2 separate regions of the Homo sapiens genome follow, and region 1 is linked to region 2. The links are chromatin loops, found by intact Hi-C in ENCODE. Cell type or tissue: Calu3. All regions are shown on one strand. Each heading gives the region's core, and the rest is flanking DNA. Links, peaks and the distances in the headings are about the cores only. Region 1 overlaps LOC105375211 (a long non-coding RNA gene). Region 2 overlaps TAX1BP1 (Tax1 binding protein 1).

Evidence for each region. Hi-C counts contacts between places; a loop is a spot of excess contacts. Peaks named below come from ENCODE experiments on the same cell type or tissue, not always from the same donor. Only the 100,000 strongest peaks of a DNase experiment are listed, where the experiment ranks them.
Region 1: a loop joins it to region 2, with 4 times the contacts of the local background. A loop is called at or near these places in 15 of 110 quality-filtered maps.

What each region holds. Positions count from the first base shown.
Region 1 is chr7:27,692,098-27,703,152 of GRCh38, forward strand. The region is part of intron 2 of LOC105375211 (a long non-coding RNA gene); the gene reads left to right. Among named protein-coding and RNA genes, the nearest start is that of HIBADH, 35 kb to the left of the region's middle. In Calu3, for the core only: no CTCF peak of the experiment used is centred there; a DNase peak (open chromatin) is centred at 6,234.
Region 2 is chr7:27,769,185-27,780,239 of GRCh38, forward strand. TAX1BP1 (Tax1 binding protein 1) reads left to right here. Exons shown (of 17, transcript NM_006024.7): 5 at 492-650. Among named protein-coding and RNA genes, the nearest start is that of TAX1BP1-AS1, 34 kb to the left of the region's middle. In Calu3, for the core only: a CTCF peak has its summit at 5,719; a DNase peak (open chromatin) is centred at 5,727.

The DNA.
Region 1 (11,055 bases), core at 5,233-7,732, 76 kb before region 2:
CTCTCTCTACCTCGTCTCTGTCTCTCTCTTGTAGAATTAAGATTCACAATGATAGGCCATTCATTTAAATTTTGAAATGATAGGCAGTAAGTCTGATTTAGCTGATTGGTTTGACAGGAGAGACTGGCTTCTCCAGTAACGTATTTGTACAGTGGACTTACTCCATAAAGTGAGCGAGCTAAACCTGCAGCTCCAAGGATTTGATAAAAATAAAATTAGGCCAGCCACTGTGCCTAAAGCCAGTAATCCCAGCACTTTGGGAGGCTGAAGGGGGAGGATCACTTGAGGCTAGAAATCCAGATCAGCCTGGGCAACATGGTGAGACTGCCACCCCCTCCCCCAACTCCATCTCTACAAAAAAATGAAAAATAAGCTGGGCACAGTGCTGTGTGCCTGTAGTTTTACTACTTGGGAGGCTGAGGCAGGAGGATCTCTTGAGCCCAGGAGTTTGAGGCTTCAGTAAGCGATGATCAAGCCGCTGCACTCCAGCCTGGGCCACAGACAGAAAGACCTTGTCCCAAAAAATAAAATAAAGTACATATTCAAATTATAATACACCAGGAAATACATTATTTGCAATGACTTAAACTTAAGATAAAATATTTTTAGATATCCTTGTAAAATGTTCAAGAGACCCGTTGTTTTTCAAAATGCTTTGGAGATTAAATTTGCAAAGAATTTTGAAGGCCCTGGGTCTAAAGAACCAGAAAAATACTTTGAACAGTTTAAACTCTATTAAGAAAATATAACTATATAACTTACAGCCATAATTATTAAAAATACCCCATTGAAAAGAGAAGGATGGAAAAGAACATAACATGTTAGTAAAAAGTCAGTTAACTAAGCAAACTTTTTTTTTTCTTTTTTTTCTTTTTGAGACGGAGTCTTGCTCTGTCACCTGGGCTGTAGTGCGGTGGCACGATCTTGGCTCACTGCAACCTCTGCCTCCCAGGTTCAAGCGATTCTCCTGCCTCAGCCTCCCGAGTAGCTGGGATTACAGGAGCCCACCACCACCCCTGGCTAATTTTTCGTATTTTTAGTAGAGACGGGGTTTCACTATGTTGGCCAGGCTGGTCTCGAACGCCTGACCTCATCATCCACCCGCCTTGACCTCCCAAAGTGCTGGGATTACAGGCATGAGCCACTGTGCCCGGCCCTTTTTTTACTCTTGAGTCTATTCAAATGTGGGGATTTTCCTGTTGAATATAGAATTTGGCCAGAGGACATACTAGCTTTCAGTCCCACTATCTTTTATGCTATAGGAGGGAAGTACCTGGTGTTTAAATTCAATTTTCCCAATATTTAAGCCTATTACACTTATATTTTAACCCCTACAAGAGCAAACGTTTCTGATTACAGTTCTCCTGGTGGTGGTTTTTCCCCTCTGCTAAATATTTCTCAAAAAAGAAGAAAATAGCAATTTCCCCATAGTCTGGTAGATCCCATGACTATTTCTACCCTATGAAAAAGAAAATCGCGAAAGAACTACTAACTTTTACTTTCCCTCTTCCACCTCTGCTGCTTAGATACCTTAGGGTCACTTAACACAATTATAATGAAAAATTAATTACTAAAGTTTGATTATATTAAATTGCCAGATGGTTTCACTGACCCAGAGCCAAACTGGTTTTTCTACCAGAATTTTCCTCCCTGTTTCTAATAACTAAAAAAAAAAAAATTGAAACTATAATATAAAGACTGTAAATGCTAAGCAGCACAATTTTCTCCACAAACGGTACCCTCTTACCCATTAATTTGCTGCCAGCTGAGAGAAAAATTTAGCAGGGACAGGGAGACCCCTGAGAGGTAGAGGGAGGGAGAAGAAGCGACTGCAAAGAGAAAGGGAGCTGTTTGGAGATGTGCATGTGACAGAGACAAACTTCCTATTGCATAAGCTTGCTTCTGGCAAGGCCAGGCCTTGAGGACAAGGCTCTCTTTAATCACCACATTGAACCTGGGATGACCTTGGTTTGGGGAGACATAGTAATGTATTGATACATATTTGGAGCAGAGGGTTAATTTTTGATTTAGCTTTTCTGCACTTAATTTTTATTTTCTATCTGCCTTGTAGGCAAAGCCCTTGCGATAATAAACTAGGTGTGGCTACAACTTTTGGTACAAAAATCGAGCTTTGAAAAAGATATTCTAGCTATAGACTTGGAAGCGTTTTTCTTTTTTTCTCTTGTTTCCATAATATTTTTGATGTAGTGGCTGATTCATCTATATTTTGCGCTTGCATCCTGTAAAGATTTTTCTGTTGACTCATTTGAGGAGTAAAAACTCCCCAATTTTTTTTTCAAGAATATAATCCCAAAAGAGTAATTACCTGTTCCCTGTGGTGATAGGAACATTTTCTAGTCTCATCAGCAGAGACTGCAGAGCACAGCCAATGAACAATGAATAACTGTTAATAAGGATAAAGCCATAAATAAGCAAAATTAAAGTGTGATTCATTATAAATTGTAATGGTGGACATGTTACCAAGAAGAAACAAGTTAACTACTCATGTAACATATTTTAAAATGATGAGAAAACCATTCATTGGTACAGAACTCTTCCTCAGCTCAGATTAAATGAAGATTTAAGTGCAGTTAAGTGTATACACGTGCACTAGAGAGTAGACAGAATCTTCTTGCCAACTGCTTCATACTAATAAGGACACTGAGGTCACCGAGGAATTCACTGAGACTCTGTCTACGCAAGGGCCCAAAGTCATCAGTTTTGAGACAGTTCCTTACAAATCTGTTTTCACTATCATGTAGGAATAATCATAATTTTATAATATCAATATGGTCTACCTTATAACTTTTGCGAACCAATAGGCATCCCCCCAATTCCCCCAGTTCCTCAGCAGGTGCTGTTAAGGTAAAGCTTCTGTTTGCCTAGCCTTCTAAGGTTAATCTAATCAATATTGAATTATGTATTGACTTACTTCTTCAAGGCACCAAACCTATTTTCCATCAAGAGAATAGGAGAATGATGTACCAGAAAGCATACTGCAGACCAGAGGACTGACTCAATGTTTTAGCATGATATAGGATGAAATACAGCATAAGAAAGTGCAGGCAAGGAGAAAACATACGGATGGGAAATATATCTTGTCTGGAAACACAAATTTAAAGCATTCCCTTCCATATACTCTGATCAAGACGACAGAATGAGTTTACTTGGAAGCAACATCCTACCCACAAGAAAACCACCCTCTGCCCTCCACAGCATCATAGACAGAATGTTTATTTTAATAAGTCTATACTTAGAAGTGATAAAGAAAAAAATTATTCAATGATGCTTGTTAAAGCATGCTAAAGAAGACTTTATTCAGGAAGACTGCAATAAGTGTAAGAACCATGGCGAGGGGATTTTGCAGTGGAGGAGAGAGATTGGGCTCAACTCCGAATACAACACAGGCAAATGGGAATTTATAGCCAAGAAGCAGGGTAGGGCTCAGTGGATAAAAATTACTAAGAGGACACATTAAGGGTAAGGGGGATTCTGGTGAAATTGACCTAACAGGATTCTTGCTGAAGACAGGCCAGGGTGATCAGACATCTCCTGCAGGATGGCGGAGTTTGAGGAACCTGATCAAGCTATTGAGGGTGATAGGAAATGCAGGATGGAGAGTTCTTGCTAAACTGACTTAGCAGGGCTCTTGCCAAAACTGGATTTTACAAGGAAGAGCATAGATGGGCCTAGGAGAAGGTTCAGGAGCCTGACTAAAATTTGGTCAAGCAAAGCATCTTTGTCAAAAGACATCTCCAAGTTCCAAAATGAGAAGCTTAAAATGGGATTTGAAATATGTCTCTATGTACACATGGAGAAATAAGAAACATGATAAATTTATGTATTTTCTTTTAGAGAAGTTTGTGATATATTAAGTAAAAATAGTAAATTGTGGATTCACATTTATAATTCTATTTCACAGAAAACAAACTCAAAAATCAATCTGTGTGTGTGTGAGATGAGCAAATTATATAGGCTAGATTATACTATATAATTTGTGAAATGATACATGTTGGTCATTTAACATGTGAGCCTTAGATGGCAGAGACAGAATATATACATAAAATAGTTTTTTGGCTTTTTAAAAGAGACAGGGTCTTGCTGTGTTGTCCAGGCTAACTGGAACCCCTAGACTCAAGTAGTCCTCCTATCTTAGGCTCTTAAGTAGCTGGGACCACAGGCATGTGCCAGGAAAAATTGTTTTTTTAAAATATAACTTTGTATAATCTCAGTTGTTACAACTAGCCTGTATTATTTTTATAGTTTGAAAATCCCCAAATTAAGGGAAGTATAAAAAAAATTACATGACTAAGTTTAACATAGTTTCTAGATTCAATAGTAAATTTCATACTGATTCAGGATTCATTTGTAAATTTTCTAAATTTCATCTAATTATAAAAATATTAAATATTCATTTAAGAAATACTGAACAACAGAAAATCACACAAGTACAAAGAAAATAGGTAACACCAATAATTCCAACTCTTAGAGATAAATATTATGAACATTAATATTTTGGTGTAATTATTTCTGGTCTTTTTTTTTCTATGTATGCTATGTGTGTGTTTGTATATTTAAAACAAAAATTAAAAAAAAATACTTTCTATACCCCACTGTTTTTGAAACCCAACAAAGGTTTTCCAAAAAATCAAATATCTTTTTTTTTTGAGATGGAGTCTCGCTCTGTCGCCCAGGCTGGAGTGCAGTGGCGCAATCTCGGCTCACTGTAAGCTCCGCCTCCCGGGTTCATGCCATTCTCCTGCCTCAGCCTCCGGAGTAGCTGGGACTACAGGCGCCCGCCACCACACCCAGCTAATTTTTTGTATTTTTAGTAGAGACGGGGTTTCACTGTGTTAGCCAGGATGATCTCGATCTTCTGACCTCATGATCCGCCTGCCTCAGCCTCCCAAAGTGCTGGGATTACAGGCGTGAGCCACCGCGCCCGGCCTCAAACATCTTTCTTTAGCAGCAGTGTAGTGACTATACTGCACACTGTAAGGGCAAGGATTATATTTGACTAAAATGAAACGGTGATTTAAACACAAAAGCAGGCAGTTTAGGGATGGTGTGGTGGTTCCTTGACGTCAAGGCTGACTGTAATTGTGGGGCCCAGTGCAAAATGAAAATGTGGGGGCCCCTGTTCAAAAATTTAAAAAGTGTTTCATTAAGAGTACTGAAACATAGGCTGAGCGTGGTGGCTCATGCCTGTAATCCCGGCACTTTGGGAGGCCTAGGCGGGCAGATCACCTGAGGTCAGGAGTTCAAGACCGGCCTGGCGAACATGGTGAAAGCCCGTCTCTACAAAAATACAAAAATTAGCTGGGCATGATGGCAGGTGCCTGTAATCCCAGCTACTTGGGAGGCTGAGGCAGCACAATCGCTTGAGCCTGAGAGGCGGAGGTTGCAAACAAACAAAAAAAGAGTACTGAAATATAAAGATTTTTCTTTTCTACTGGGACCTCTCTCTTGACTTGCCCTGGTGTTTTTTTAAAATTTCCTATTGTTGATCTAAGTAACAAAAAATACGTAAAAACGTAAATTGATAGCATGAATTTTACCCTTCATCTTTATATTAAGCAATGCTAGTTTTAAATGCAAATATAAGAACATTTAATGTGTGTACATGAGATCACCGAAATCACATAATTCATATTTTATAATATGTGTGTGCATTTGTACTTTGTTCTTAACCAGAAGAATGAAAATGTTGCACAAAATGAAATTAACTGTTTTTATTTCACTTCTTGATACAAGCAGCTTCTACCAACACTTTCTACCTTTGGCTTACTGATAAGTAAGGAAGGACTGAAATTAAAAGGAACTATGGGCTGTCTAACTTCCCTTTTCCTTCTATGTTATTATTTTCAGGGTAAGTTGTTGACTACTACAGGGAAGTAACATAAGTAAGAAATGACACAACAGGATTCCTTGATTGTTTATGTTCCTAGAAATGCCACTGCCTTCTTTCTGCATAGCAAGTTCTAGTTCAGATGGAAAGTGTGGCCTCTTGGGGCCATCAGTACTCCAATTAATTAGTCATAGATCTAACACATTTTCCTTGTACACTCTGAGTCTCATTGAACTCTCACTCATTGTGGGGCCTCCGGAATTCAGAGCTCATGAGACTACATGCAAATAGGGCAACAAGAAACAGCAGACGTGCTGATTGTGTGTAACTTCTCTTTTCACACACATGCTTCCTTGTTCTACTAGACTTTATGTAGAAAGCACAACCTCAGGCTCGGTGTGGTGACTCATGCCTGCAATCACAGCACTTTGGGAGGCCAAGGCAGGCAGATCACTTGAGCTCAGGTGTTTGAGACCAGCCTGGGCAATGTGGCAAAACCCTGTGTCTTCAAGAAATAAAAAAATAAAAATAAAACAAAACAAAACAAACGGACGTGGACGCACATGCCTGTAGTCCCAGCTACTTTGGAGGCTGAGGAGAGAGGATCACTTGAGCTCAGGAGGCAGAGGCTGCAGTGAGACTGCACTGCAGCCTGGGCCATAGAGGGAAATCCAGTCTCAAAAAACAAAACAAAACCAAAAAATATAACATCAAAGATGACAGTTATTAAAAGTTTCAAGGTAGCAATAATAGAGCATTGAACCACATGTGAGGCCCTTCTGAGCAGAGGTCCTTGTATGACTGCACACTCCAAATCTTCCAGGATTTGGTCTTCTTTATCTTTTTCCTCCTTCATATGAGGGTCTCCAACCTCAAGGTCACTTCATGGTCCAAGCTGACTGTTGAAGTTCAACATCAGCAAAAGGGGTGCAAAGAAGTCTCCCCTTTGGGCTGAATCAGCTCTCTAGAGGGAGACTTCGCAGAAGCCCAGCTCTGCTTTCATCTCATTAGCCAGAACTTAGTGATGGGACTACACTTAACTCTAAGGACAGCTGGAAAATGTAGTCTTTTTGCTGGATACATGGCCACCCAGCAAGAAATAAGGCTTTTACTAAGAAATAAAGGTGAATGGATATGGGTAGGCAACTAACAGTCCCTGCCATACCAAGTGAAAAAAATATTTAAGCAAACCTTAATTTTTATTTACAAAAATCAGGTTGTATCTGATTTTTCACCATTATCGACATTACTTGCAAACTTTTCAATTGTGTCTTGCTCTAAATTTTTAAAAAACACATCCCTAAATACCAAGTACACTTCTTTGGAATAATTTTCTGTTTATTAAATCAAATTAAATAATTTGTATTTAATTAAGCTTGCAACAATAACAGTTGAGTTCTTTTTAAAAAGGAGGGCAATTGAATGTTTATATTGATATTTAGTCCTGACATAAGCTTGACCTTGTGGGTCAAGGAATAGATGGCTAAGATAAAGATATGTTAAATTATGATTTTCTTTCTTTCTCTTTCTTTCTTTCCTTTCTTTCTTTCCTTTCTTCTTTTTTGAGACAGTCTCCCTCTGTTGCCTAGCTGGAGTGCACTGGCACAATCTTTGCTCACTGCAACCTCTGTTTCCCCGGTTCAAGCGATTCTCATGCCTCAGCCTCCCTAGAAGCTGGGACTACAGGCACGTGCCACCACACCCAGCTAATTTTTTTGTATTTTTAGTAGAGATGGGGTTTCGCCATATTGGCCAGGCTGGTCTCAAACTCCTCACCTCAAGTGATCTGCCTGCCTTGGCCTCCCAAAGTGCTGGGATTTCAGGCGTAAGCCACCATGCCTGGCCTAAATTATGATTTTCTATTCTTGTACAGTATTGCTAATTAATGTGTGACTACATTACATAAATAAAGCAAAAGTGATGTAAGCAGCTTCTGAAGGTTGCTGATTTTTTAAAGATCATTTATGTCTACTTAAATCAATCTACTGCCAATATCTGGATGCATTGTATCATCTTGCATTAATGTTATCTACTTGAAGCATTCCAGATGACTAAATTTAAATGAGAAATAGCTATTGTTCATTTCTGCATTAGCATTTTACATGGCGTATAATCAAACTGCTCTTTAATTGGTGAAAACTAGTTCTCTGTTTGGTGTTAGTAACTCAAGGCTGAAATAACTTGAATTTTCTTAGCTCATTTTTATGTTTCTCACATCTTTGCCAAGCTTATCAAATTATTTCCATGTGAAATGAAAAAAGACTTTACTAGCCTCCACAACATTTTTATTTCAAGTAAATAACTGTGAAAGAATTTACTTATTCAAACCAGTTTTTAAAATTTGTTTTTAAATTACAAGAACTTGTAGTTTATTAAACAACAATTTCTGCATATTTAGATTCTAATGTGAGATTTTTCTGAATGAATTTGGGCACAATTCTATTTCAAAAATGGAACCATTAAAATCTGCGCATTATGAGTAAACTATTATTTATAGAGTATAGTTCTACATATTCTGACATTTTATCTTTCACATATAAATATCTGGGTACATGCACATCTGAGCGTATAAAATTAAACTACCTGAACACCTTTAAAAAATTAGAGTAAAACGTAAAAATGTCTATAAAAAGAAACTCATTAGAGATTTCAAAATATCCGTAAGTGCTAAATAAGGTTTCCAGAAATCAGTGATTACGCTGAAACGTGTCACAAGGGGAACTGTTAACAAGTGTTACTTTGCCAATGGTAGGAAGATTGCCAACCTTTAATTGGCTTTAAAGTTGGTGTTCTATCAATGGTGTATTGTAAAAGGTAATAATGCCCACATTTATTATTTAAGCCTGAAACGGGAACTCTAGATTTGACTAAAGGTGGCACTGTGCACTAGTCCTTCTAATTAAAAATATTCAAATGCCCACATTTTAAATTTGATTAAGATGCACATTATCATGTTTATCATTAACAATAGCAAAACAAAAGATGTTTGTCTACACTTTACAATACACAGTGACCAGTCAACCTTCCCTTTTGGTTTGCTATTCATTAACTGTTTTGTTCTAAGGAAAATGCTGAAAATAGCTCTTGGTAGGTTGATAGGAAGGTACAATTTTATTGAATGAAACCCGAATTTGGCGTGCCATCTTTCTTTGTATTCTGTTAAGGTCAGGGAGGCTCCTCATTAATAAACGCAAATAAGGGATTATCTTATCTTCCAGAATAAACAATGCTCTATCCGTTGGTTTCTGGATTTCTAACCATGAATTACCATATAATGACCCAGAACCTAGGACAGCACAAGAGAGCTCTTGAATAACAATTATGAACAAATAAATATGAGGAAAAACCAGTCAAACACTTAAGATAGAAAATTCCCACAGAAAGATCACTTTCAATATGTGTGAGGCTTCAGAGAGTAGGAAAAAGATCCATTGAAGATTTTTGAGGGAAATCAGCTGAATGTTGAATATCAGCATTCATCTGATTAACCTCGAAGTTTTGTCCTGCTAACTTGAATAGCTTTGCGGATTAGGGATAGTTTACAATTTTTCTGACTCTGGCACATTACATATTCATCAGACTAACATTCTATACCAGGCATGTGTCTTTTATTTTTTTTTTTTAAGACGGAGTCTCAATCTGTCACCCAGGCTGGAGTGTAGTGGTGCAATCTCAGCTCACTGCAACCTCTGCCTCCCGGGTTCAAACAATTCTCTGCCTCAGCCTCCCAAGTAGCTGGGATTATAGGCACCCGCCACCAGGCCCAGGTAATTTTTGTATTTTTAGTAGAGACAGGGTTTCACCATGTTGGTCAGGCTGGTCTCGAACTCCTGACCTCAGGTGATCTGCCCGCCTCAGCCTCCCAAAGTGCTGGGATTACAGGCGTGAGCCACCATGCCCCGCCGCCATGTGTCTTTTAGCCCTCTCCTCTTCCTTCCACCCCATGTGACATTCACATCCTCCATGTTTTAGCTCATTGGCCGTAAGAAAGATGCAAGGCACATGGAGTGACGATAGCTACAAGACCCTTGTGGCAGACCTCGTTGGTTTCCTTCCCAAGGTCTCCTTCCTTGCTGGCAGGGCCATCTATATTCTATAACAGAGACAGAAAATACCCAGTACTCCCATTCCTAGCTTCCCTGTGACCCCAGTTCTGGTTTATGATGTGAGGTGAAGTCTGCTGAGAATTTCTGGAAAGAAGAAAAGAATAAAAGTTTCTCCCCACCCCCCATCCCCAGGCTTTCTGTTTTTAATGTGATCAGGTAAAAGATGTGATGTTTGAAGCCCAGAAGGCCGTTTTGTGACAATGAGGATGAAGCTTAAGATATCGCATAAAAGCCAACTTACTGTCTGTTACCCAGGCTGTCACCCGGGTGGAGTACAGTGGCTTAATCACAGCTCACTGCAACCTCAAACTCCTGGGCTCAAGTGATCCTCCTGCCTCAGCCTCCTGAGTAGCTAGGACTAAAGGCATGCACCAAAAGATAAGCTATCTTTTAATGCCACTTGTTAATTGATTTTTTTACTTGTATCCAAAAGCATCTTATCAATACCACTGAATCAATATAGTTTTCTAATATAAACAGACTGACCTGTGATGACTTAAGTTGCCTTTCAGACTGTGCATAGTATCTACTAGATCATTTCTGAATCCAATTTCTATTATGCTATAGAAAAGTAGTTATCAATCAAAGGTATACATCTAATATGTTGAGATTTAGATATAATCTACATAGAGGGCCAGGTGTGGGTGTGGTTGCTCATGCCTGTAATCCTAACACTTTGGGGGGCCAAGGTGGGAGGATCACTTGAGGCTAGGAGTTCAAGACCAGCCTGGGCAACATAGTGAGACTCTGTTTCTATAAAAACCAAAAAAACCTAGCCAGGTATGGTGGTGCACACCTGTAGTCCCAGCTACTTGGGAGGCTGAGGTGGGAGCATCGCTTGAGCCCAGGAATTCAAGGTTACAGTAAACTATGATTGCACCACTGCACTCCCGCCTGGGCAACAGAGTAAGACCCCATCTCTTGAGAAAGAGAAAACCTGCATAGAATGAGGGTCTGTGAAAATTACTTATCCTGCGTGACAAAATTCACTCATCCTCAACATGAACGCATTTTTTTCTCCCTAGATGCTTCTATAAACATAAGGCAGAATGCCTGTGAACATAAAAATGTCTTTTCCAGAAAAGGTGGATTTAAAAAAGT
Region 2 (11,055 bases), core at 4,425-6,924:
TTTCTTGGTGTCTTAAGGAATCAGCACTTTTAGTAGTAATTCCATAGATGAAGGCCTTATATACCATATAGTAAGTTTGTGATAGATTCAAAGATTTCCTATAGGTTTGCATTCAAGAAGAGGTACAACTTTTCCTCTTGGAGTATCTGATTATTACTGTGGATAAGAAAGCCCTGTAATTAACGGGAACATTAATATGCCTTATTTTTAGTTCTGATCTCAAAAATGATTAGCAGCCAACTTCATAATACAGTTCTCTCATTTTGTAATATTTTCTTCTTTGCTCAACCAAAAGAAGGTTTAAATTTATGATTGATGAATTTTTCTAACTGAAGGCTAAAAAAAGGCTGATTGATATAAAGTAGGTAGAATGTAAGAGTTCTTTCTGTGAATGTCTTCATTATTTTTTTTGGAAATGGAAAACTAAATTTGTAATAACATATTTTAGGATTAAGCAAAAAACTAATTAATCTGAGTTTTTTGCTTTATAGTTGAAAATTGAGAAAACCATGAAAGAAAAAGAAGAACTGTTAAAGTTAATTGCCGTTCTGGAAAAAGAAACAGCACAACTTCGAGAACAAGTTGGGAGAATGGAAAGAGAACTTAACCATGAGAAAGAAAGATGTGACCAACTGCAAGCAGAACAAAAGGTTAGTTGTGTCTTATGTAACTGATTGAAGTTGATAGTATATTGCCTGAAACCCACCTTTTTAAAGAGCTGAACCAATTAAGTAAGTGAAAACCAGGTACTGAGAAAAGTAGCCTTTTAGATAGACGTTTATACAAGAACAGGTCAGTTCCTATTAACCTTCTGCCACAGCTGCTTTTATGTTTGTAAGATGGTTAAAATACTTTTAGACTTTTGGTACCAGGCTTGTTGAGGTAGTCCCTGACAACTATTTCCAGATGTTTTACATCTAATTGTAGAATACTTGATTTTTTTTGTTTAGAAATACAATTAGAAATGATAAACGCTGAATAAAGGAAAAATGGGATACATAAATTAAAATTACTTTTCAAAAAAGCATAATTTGGTGAAATAAGATGTAGTATTAGACAAAATTTTGAAATTTTTAATGGGTGAAATGCTATGTTATCCTAAGAAACAAACTAGTTAAAATTGGCAGAATTTCTTGAGCTAAGAAAAAGAGAGACAGGTACAATGAAGCAGAAAACATTGTGGCTTCATTAGTGATAGAAATAGACTTGTAAGAAGCCAAAAACAGTGAAAAAACAGTTATCTAGTCATTGACTTGTTTATTTAATATTTTCACAAGAAAAGCAGTTTGTTCTGAAACTTACACAGACTGTGATCTTATATATTACAGTCTCATGTACAGTAGAGCCGGTTGGGCATATTTATGCCCATTTACAGTATTGAGCTATTGTTTCCTGAGGGTGGGGTCTGTTCTGTTATCCTTTTGTCCAACAAGGCCTCCAGCAATTGCTTAATAATTGCTAAATGAACCGCTAGTGCAGTGATTCTCAAACATTTGTATACTCCAGTGGAGTGGTTATATATTGCACACCTGGGCAGAGATGTTATACAAGTAAGTCTTAAATTCTGAAAAGATTTTCCTTGCTTTGTTCTATTTGTTTGAGGATTGCTCTTTTGAGTTAGAGGGTAAACATAATGTCAAGTACTATGTACATTTACAAATCTCCTTATAAATGTGAAGTCTTCAATTCTGTCTTTTCTATCGTTAGCCTTTTTAGTTAAAAATATGCAAGTATTTCCCAGTTTTACTCCTGGGGAACACTTAGTGTCCTGCAGCAGACTATAGGAGTAGGATTTTCCATTTGGTTAAGGAACTACTTTTTTCATTTGAACCTTTGAAGCAGGTATACCAAGTATTAAAATATAGTAAAATCTCATAATATGTGCCCTCGATGACTATTAGGACATTCAGCAATTTTTTTTTTTTTTTTTTTTTTTTTTTTTTTTTACTCATTTGTTGTAATTCTCTTGCTGCTTTGTGTAGTTATTACTCTCTTTTTCTCCATTCTTCACATATTTTTCTCATGATTTATACCTGGATTTGGTAGTTTTCCAAAGTTTAATGTCAATCTTTTTTTTTTTTTTCACTGTATTACAAGCCAGAGGGATCAAGGTGAGATAGATGACTCATGAAAAAGGCCCATTTCACCATGTCCTAAGCCCATGAGATCAAGAATATCCTGAAATGTGGGCTTTGAGGTTTTGACTCTGATTACTTTGAAATCCAAGGAAGGAATGGATGATTGTGAGAATAGGAATGGCGGAATGATAGGCCTTCATTTGTGTGAAATTACATATATATATACACACACACACATCGGGCCATTTCTCTGGTCCATTTGAGTAGTAGCTAAGATTTAAACAGTCTCAGATTCTCTGTGCTCTCCAGGTGATAAAGGGGTTAAGGACTACAGACAAGACTAAAGTGGTAGACTGAGGTCAGGGGATTAATGAAGCAAAACTTGTAGGACATTGTGGCCTTGGTGCTCAGAAGAGGTCTTCAGCAGAAGTTTTTATGCCAACTCTTAAATCTTGATGACAGTCACGAATCTTGGAGGAGACTGCTTCTCTGCTGCCATTCTTGCATTGGGGCATATTCTCTGGGAAGCACTTGAAAGTGATTTTTTAAATGATATTCCATATTATAGAAAAAAATTGACAAAGGACCTGGAATGGTACTTGATGCATGGGAAGTTCTCTCTAAATGTAAGTAGCTATTATTATTTTACTGTTTTTCATAATAGGAACCAGAGAATCATCAAGGAAGGACTACAATATAAAGTGTCATCCAACAGGACTGGAAATTCATAGCATTTCCCTCAGATTCTAAAAGTATAATGGATACATAATGTAACCAAAAAAACCCTCTAAGTTATAAGACATATGTGGTGACAATTGTTTATTTCTGGGGATAAAACGTGTTGGCCAGGAGAGATAGTTCCTCTTTGTTACTAGTCAATGGACTTTTAGTTTTTTTTTTTTTATGAATTTGCTTCATATTCCAAAATTAGTCTCCATTTTAATCAAGCATGCCTGCTGGGCAGCTACAACTCCAGACTTTCAAACTGGTCTGGTTGGATGGCTTATAAAATCTGTGACATTTCTTGGCACTTGTTTTAAATCTGTTCCATGGTGTGAATCCTATAGTAGTTCTAGAGGTCTTCTATTTGAGGTACTGAGTATATAAACTGTTGAATATCTGAAAGATTGTTCTGATGTATCATCTATAATTTCATTTAAAGTTTTGTAATGGATTCTCCATGTAATAAGCAGAGACCTTCATTTTCTTCATAATAGGAGAAATTTATTGCATTTCCATTCTTTTATAAAATAATATGACTAGCTTATTACCTATTCCATACTTGACAAAAAATAAAAGTGAATTAAATTCTGTAATTGTTTATTAATAAAATTTTTCATCTTTTATCACATTGACTTTTATCACTCTAAAGTGCTCTAATAATTAAAACTAAATGAAATTCTGATAATTACAATTCTTTAACTTGGTAAATTAAAAGAATTGGATATGTTGGGATTATTACAACAGATTGGTTTAAATTATGTGTTTGTTTTTAATGTTATTTTATGAAATTGGCTGCTTGAAGGAATAAACTAGGATTACAAAGTAGATTAAAACTAAAACAAGATAATGTTTATAAATTGAGAAACAATAAATTACATATTGTATTTCCCCTAGATTTTTGTGGTATCTACTTCATTATTCATGTACATCCTAGATTTAAAAAGTAACTCTATTATTAAGGATAATTTTCCATTCCTTTCTGGTTCAACTGTAAGGGAAGATTTCTCCCCTCCTCTCTTGAAAAAGGCTCATTAATAAAAATAACTCATATAACACTTAATAAAAGCCAGATGGTGATTTGAGTGCTTTACATATGTTAGCTAACTTCGTCCTGTGAAGTAAGCAGTATCGTCTGCATTTTTCAGAGGTAGCACAGAGAGGCTACTTACTTGTCCGTGATTGCACAGTTAGTAAGTGATAGAGGCTAGCAGTATGGCTCCAGTCCGTGCTTTTAACCACTGCTGTATACTTCTGAGGGCCAAAGATGTGAGCTGATCTAATTGATTATTTTTCAAAACAGCTTTATTGAGATGTCATTTGTGTATCATAAAGTTCACCAGTTTATACAATTCAATGGATTTTAATGTATTTACAAAATCATGCAACCATTACCATAGTCTAATTTAGGAACAAATTCATCCCCAAAAGAAAGCTTTTACTTACTTGTGGTTACTCTACCGTTTACCTTCTGATTGCTTCCCCCAGTCCCAGACAGCCACTAATTGAAATTTCTGTATCTATGGATTTGTGTATTTTGGACATTTCACATGAATGGAATCATATAATATGTGGCCTTTGTGACTGGCTTATTTCACTTAGCATAATGTTTTCAAGGTTCATCCATGTTGTAATATATATTGTTAATTCACTCCTTTTATTGCCAAATAATCTATTGTACTGATGAGTATTTTTTGAAACCCCATCTTTACATTTATCAAAGACTTCTGTGAAAATTAGCAGTTTGTGTGTTTCATTGTGTTCTTGTTTGTATTTTGGAGTGCTAGATACGTATTGGAAATTGAAAGAGTTAAAACTGAGGCTCAGAGAACCAGTGATTTTGAATCTTGTTTTTCAAATAGGAGTAAAAAGAGCTGTGCCTCTGTTAAGTTTTTCAGTTAATTTAGCTTATAATTTTTTTGGAGCCTAAACTATGAATTGAGTTTTTTTCATATAATTGTATTTTCAACTTGAATAATAAGATGGATGTGATGTACTTCAAGGCATTTTTGAACTATATTTGAGAATATTAAAGTAATATTGCCAAAACAATGTAATGGAGGATGTTACAAACTGTTAAATGTATTCATACTGTTTTGATTCTTAAGTTTCACAAACTGGGTAGGAGACATCACCAGGTATTTGGGAAGTATCATAGGTATGGGAGTGAGAGAATGTGCAAGATCTCTTCTCTGGTTAGTGTGGACCTCTTAAGCTATCTTTATCTTTTTGGCTGTTTCTTCTCTAAAACGTAAAGATATTTTGTGTTGTTGTAGAGTGACAGCATATACTGCAAAGAACAACTTGTCATCAGATAGAGTTTTCCTTTTTATTCTCATTGAAATAAGGTGGTCACTTAGTTTTTCTGAGTTCAGGCTTCCTCATGGATAAGTCGTCTAGTTAACAAGTGGCAAAGTTGAGAACCTGAAAACCCAAGCTAGGTGTTTTTGTTACTATATTACAATGGCTTATAATAACAGATACAAGTATAGTATGTCTCTTTATTCATCAAGTATTTATGGAATAAATAGATAACAATGAGTTTTGGGGCTTGTGGCATTCTGACCAGCTTTAATTGTAGTCAAAAGAAGGGTCTGAAGGTGACGTTTTATTTGGAATATGGGATTTTATGGTCTTGAAAAATGATTTAAAAAAACATATATTTAAAAACTATCATTCTTGGACAGTCCTGGTTTACTATATGTGAGCTATTTACAATGTTTTCTTTTTATGCATCTTTAGTGTTTTTCTGTGGCCTTCCAGTTCTTTTAAGAAGTTTTAAAAAAGCACTATTTTGTACTTTATCATTTTATAAATATTGTGGGTATTCTGGTATTTAAAGGGATGAAAATACCAGTTTTTAACAGCTAACAAATGAATTGAAAGATTTTGTATTACTAAAACTCAGCAGTCATTTGTCTCCCTCTAGCGATCACATAACTGTGCCACATTGCCCATTTACTTAGCATGTTTTGATTGAAAACCAGAAAAAAGAAGTTTAATACCTTTTAAATTATGTTGCACATTTTATGGAATTTGGTTTACATTTATTTAAGATTGTCCTGATTACAATTTTAATAGAAAATCAGTAGTTCCTGCAAAGATTTTGGGAAGCCTTTAATATCTTGCTTCATTGAGCCTGAGAAGCTATGGTTATACATCATTACTGCCAGGAAAAAAATAATCCAAGTAAACTAAGACATACCGTTGATTGTAAGATGCATCTCCATTTCAGAAAGGATAAATTGTGGGAAAAAATCAGCATATAGTTTTAGTACAGTAATGTAATGTCTTTGTGGATATTAGTCATTGAAATGGTTTTCTCATTTATAGAAGAAATTTTTCTTATCAGAATATACCAGGACACATAATGGTATGGTTAGATGAAACTCATTGATAATACAATTGAAGGATCATATGTATTAAAAGTTTAAAGTTTAGAATTTTGAGTTGCGGGAACTTAAGTCAAATGGAGTTCTTTCTGATAAATGGAATTTTGTGGTGGTAGCTTTGTAATATGTCACCTTGCTAGGCTGAACTTATTTTCCAGAGTTCTCTTCTCTGTAATTTGTTTAGGATGAGACACAAGAGAGATTCTTGCATGAGATTTGAAGGCAGAAGTGAAGCAGCAGCCATTTTTGTAGCTTATACAAGTTGTGGCTTCTCTCCTGGCTCACCTTGTTGGTATGAGGTAGTAGTAGCCAGGCTGCAATTGCCCTACCTTCTGTGGAATCCTCTTTCAGTTTCTCCATCTCTTGGGTTAGGTCTGTCAGGAAGGACCCCAGCATGCTCAAGACATCTTGAGACTATCAGGGTCAGAATAAAAACCAACATGGACTTCAGTTTTCAGTCCGTTCTGGTGGGCTTCATCTGGTGATTGTGGATCCTATTTTGTTCTTGCTTTTCCCACTTTATGATGTCTTTCTTGATTGCCTGCCTTACACAAGCTAGTTCCAGCTTCTACAGTTACACAAGATCAAATCTCTTAGTGTCTCTCTCAGTCTGTCTGTTCGTCTGTCTGTCTTTCTCTCTCTCCCCAGCTGTTTGCTTATCTGGTCAAGCACTGACTGATAAATTTACCATGGTACATAATTCTTAGGGAGATTTTATGCAACTTCAAATTTGAAATTCTAGTAATGTAAATTAACATTTAGGAAATTGAATTAACCATTTTCCCTTCAAAATGGTAGTGGTACCTTTTGGAGTACTTAAGTATTCTTCAGTGTATTGTAAGTAATTTTAAGGATTCTTATAAAGAACCAACCTGGTAAAATGCATAGATAAAGGTTTCTGTCTGGTATAATTTTCCTTCTACCTGAAAGGACTTTCTTTAACATTTTTGTAGTGCAGGTCTTCTGTTGATGAATTTGTTCAACTTTTGTATGTTAGGAAAAGTCTTATTTTACCTTTAGTTTTAAAAGAGATTTTTGTTGTGTATAGAATTCTAGATAGATAGTTTTTGTATTTGAGTATTTTAGAAATGTGGTTCTTCTCACGTTTATTGTTTTTGATGAGAAATTCAGTGTCATTGGTATTTTTCTTCCTTTATATTTAATGTGTTTTTTTCCTCTTACTATTTTTAAGATTTACTCTTTATCATTGAATTTAAGTGGTTGATTATGTTGTGTCCTCTTTATTTTCTTTATTTTTTATGCTTGGGGTTCAGTGACCTTTTTGTATCTGTATACTTATGGTTTTCATTAAATTTTGAAAATTTTAGGCCATTATTTCTTCAGCTGTTTTTTCTGTCTTTCCTCTTCTTCAGGGACTCGAGTACACATATGTTTTGTTGCTTAAAGTTGTTTCAGAGTTCACTTGTGCTTTTTTTTTTCACTTGTGCTTTTTTTTTAAGTCCCTTTTCTCTCTGTTTCATTTTAAATAGTTAAATTTTATTTGTCTCCAAGTTCACTAATCTTTTCTTTGCAATATTTAATCTGCCATTAGTCCCATCCAGTATATATATATTTTTTATCTCAGACATTGTTGTTTTCATTCCTAGAAGTTTGATTTGAGTCTTTTTCATGTCTTTCATGTTTCTATGTGTTTACTGTGTTCAATTTTCTTCTAGCTTCTTGAACATATGGAATACACATGTTTAAATGTCCGTTCATTAACTTGATCATCTGGCTCATTTCTGTATCAGTTTTGATTGATTGGCTTTTCTACTCATTATGGGTTATATTTTTCTGCCTCTCTGCATGCCTAGTAATTTTTGATTGGATGTCATATATTGTGAATTATACCTTGCTGGGTGTTGGGATATTTTTTATATTCCTAAAAATATTCTTGAGCTTTGTTCTGGGATGTGGTTTAATTACTTGGCAACAGTTTGATTTTTTTGAGCCTTGTTTTCAAGCTTTGTTTAGTGGTACCAGAGCAGCATTTAGACTGGGGTTACTCTCTCCCCACTACTGAGGAAAGACCCTTCTTTCAATTAGAGAATACTGTAATTGTTCTCCCATGAATTATGAGTTTTTCCACTCTGGCTGGTAGGAATAACCACTATTCCTGGCCCTTTTTGAGTTCCAGGCACTGTTCCCTGTAGTCCTTTTTGGGTGATTCTTTCTCCAGCCTGGGTTAATTTCCTCACACGCATATGCTGATCACTAATCAGCTCAAGACTTGAGGGGGACTCCTTGCAGATCTCTCGAGTTCTTTTTCTACATGATTCTTCTCTGGTACTCTCTCCTGAAACTATTCTCCTTAGCTTTCCTAGACTCTCAGTTTCTCTCCATAACTCAGGGAGACCACTGGATTCTGCCTGAGTTTGCCTCTTTGCCCTGTGGCCTTAAAAGTCTCTCTAGACAGTAATAAGCTGGAGCAGTTATAGAGGTGACCTCTGTTGTTTCTTTTCTTTCAGGGATCACTGACCTTTTATCCTGATGTCCAGTGGCTTGAGAGCTGTTCTTCATTCAGTTTTTTAGTTTTCAGGTGGTAGAGTTCATTTGGTTCTTGTTACTTTATCTTGGCACGATTTTAGTTGCATCTAATTGTGTGTTTTAGAGTCGCTATCAGGAGAAATGTTTATTTAGAGGAGCCAAGATATTCTTTCTCAAGTGATTTGAATTATCTGGTATTCTAGGTACCCAGGTTTAAAAGCCTGTATGGTTTTTCTGCACGTATTTGGCATTCTGTTCTTAGTTTTCTATTCCATGGTACTCAAAGTAGCTGGTTCAGAAACTTTGTTACTGGTCTGTGTTGGAATGAAAAATGTACACTGCAATGTATGTAAATGCATTACTTTCTTCACTGAGAAAGTATTGCTATGAAAAGCTGTTAGGTGAACCCAACAGTGTGGTTAGTGATGTAGTTGATTTATATTTTGTACAAGTGTCTTGTCTTGATATAGCCTGGTAACTGTCGGTGGTCTAGTACTGTTCGCCTAGTCACACTCTTGAGTAGCTGCTTGTACTTTATATTACGTAGTTTAACAAACGTGGACTTTTATTTAATATGCTTTTTATTGTACTCAAGAATATAGATAGGTTCTGTAAGATTGTATCCAGGATTATTCAGTTGCAGATATAAAAGAAAGCAAGCATCCAAAAGCCAACCTATATTAACTTCAGTTACCTTGATTTTTAAAAAACTTATACAATTGGCCAGGTGCGGTGGCTCACGCCTGTAATCCCAGCACTTTGGGAGGCTGAGGTGGGTGGATCACAAGGTCAAGAGATCGAGACCATCCTGGCCAACATGGTGAAACCTCGTCTCTACTAAAAATACAAAAATTAGCTGAGTGTGGTGGCACGCACCTGTAGTCCTGCTACTCGGGAGGCTGAGGTAGGAGAATTGCTTGAACCTGCGAGGTGGAGGTTGCAGTGAGCCAAGATCATGCCACTGCACTTCAGCCTGGCAACAGAGTGAGACTGCGTTTAAAAAAAAAAAAAAAGTATACAATTTGGATGGTTTTTTGTATATTTATAGAGTCATGCCACCATCACCAAAATTTAATTTTAGGATGTTTTTTATCATCCTGCAAAGAAACCTTGAGTCCATTAACAGTCACTCCTTACATACCCCTGTCTCCAGCCCTAGGTAACCTTGAGTCTACTTTCTCTGTCTCTATATTTGCCTTTTTTTTAATATTTGTTTAATGATTTTGAGGTTCATCCATAGATCAGTACTTTGTTTCTTTTTATTGCTTAATAATATTCTATATCTTGATGTAAAATTTTCTTTTTAAAATATAGAGACAAGGCCTCACTATGTTTCCCAGCTGGCCTCAGACTCCTGGACTCCAGCCATCCTCTCACCCCAGCCTCTCAAGTAACTGGGACTACAGGTGTGCACCACTGTGCTTGGCTCATATCTAGATTTTTGATTTTTGAGGCAAATATCTTGAGGCACTTTCTGACAAGTGCTTTGCTGTTTTGAGATCCTCTACCATATGTATTTGTTGCCCTTCAAATTGGCTGTTTTTGGATTAAGTGTACTCAGTATCATAGCAGTGTTTGAACTAGCTTTGTAATTTCCCTATTTTTGGCTTTTAGTTGCTACATTTTCTCTTCAAGATTCAGATATTTAAAGTAATTTACAATAGTAGTTGAATTTGGGTATGATCAGTGATGCATATCTTATACTTTATTACATAGCCAATTTAATTTTTTGTCTTAATGGCAGTGTATCAGATGAGTTACTTGATTTGAATACTAGTCAGGGATAAATAATGAATTAGAGTGAAGACAAAGAAACCCAACAGTGTAAAGTTTTTGTTGTTCTTAATGTAACAGTCTATGTCATAAGTCATTGAAGTCTGGGGAGGGGATCGCAGATTTGCTTTGCATGATTATTCGGGGGCCTTGTTACCTTTTATATCATTCCACTGCCCACCCTTAGATTCCTAGAGAATTTATGTCTTCGTGATAGAAACTTGGTCACTGACATATCCTGGTTTCAGCTGGATGAAAGGGGAAAGAGATCTTAGACAAGGCATGATCAATAGTGTAAGTTATAGAGGTGGAAGTAATATATATCATTTCATTTATATTTAACTGATGATAATTTAGATGACTATAATGCATTGCAAGAGAAGCTGGGAATACAGTATAGTTGGGCAGTGATATGTAGTTACTATGGTTGAAAGGAGGTCATAATTTGGCAGACAACCAGCAGTCTCTGCCACAACACACAACACCAATATAGTAGTCTTTGAATTTAGCAGTTTGTGAATGAGATCTGGAAGTTATCTTTGGAGAGTATCTTATAACTTAATCTATTTATTAGTACCACTGTTAAGAAAGGTCATATCAAGAGT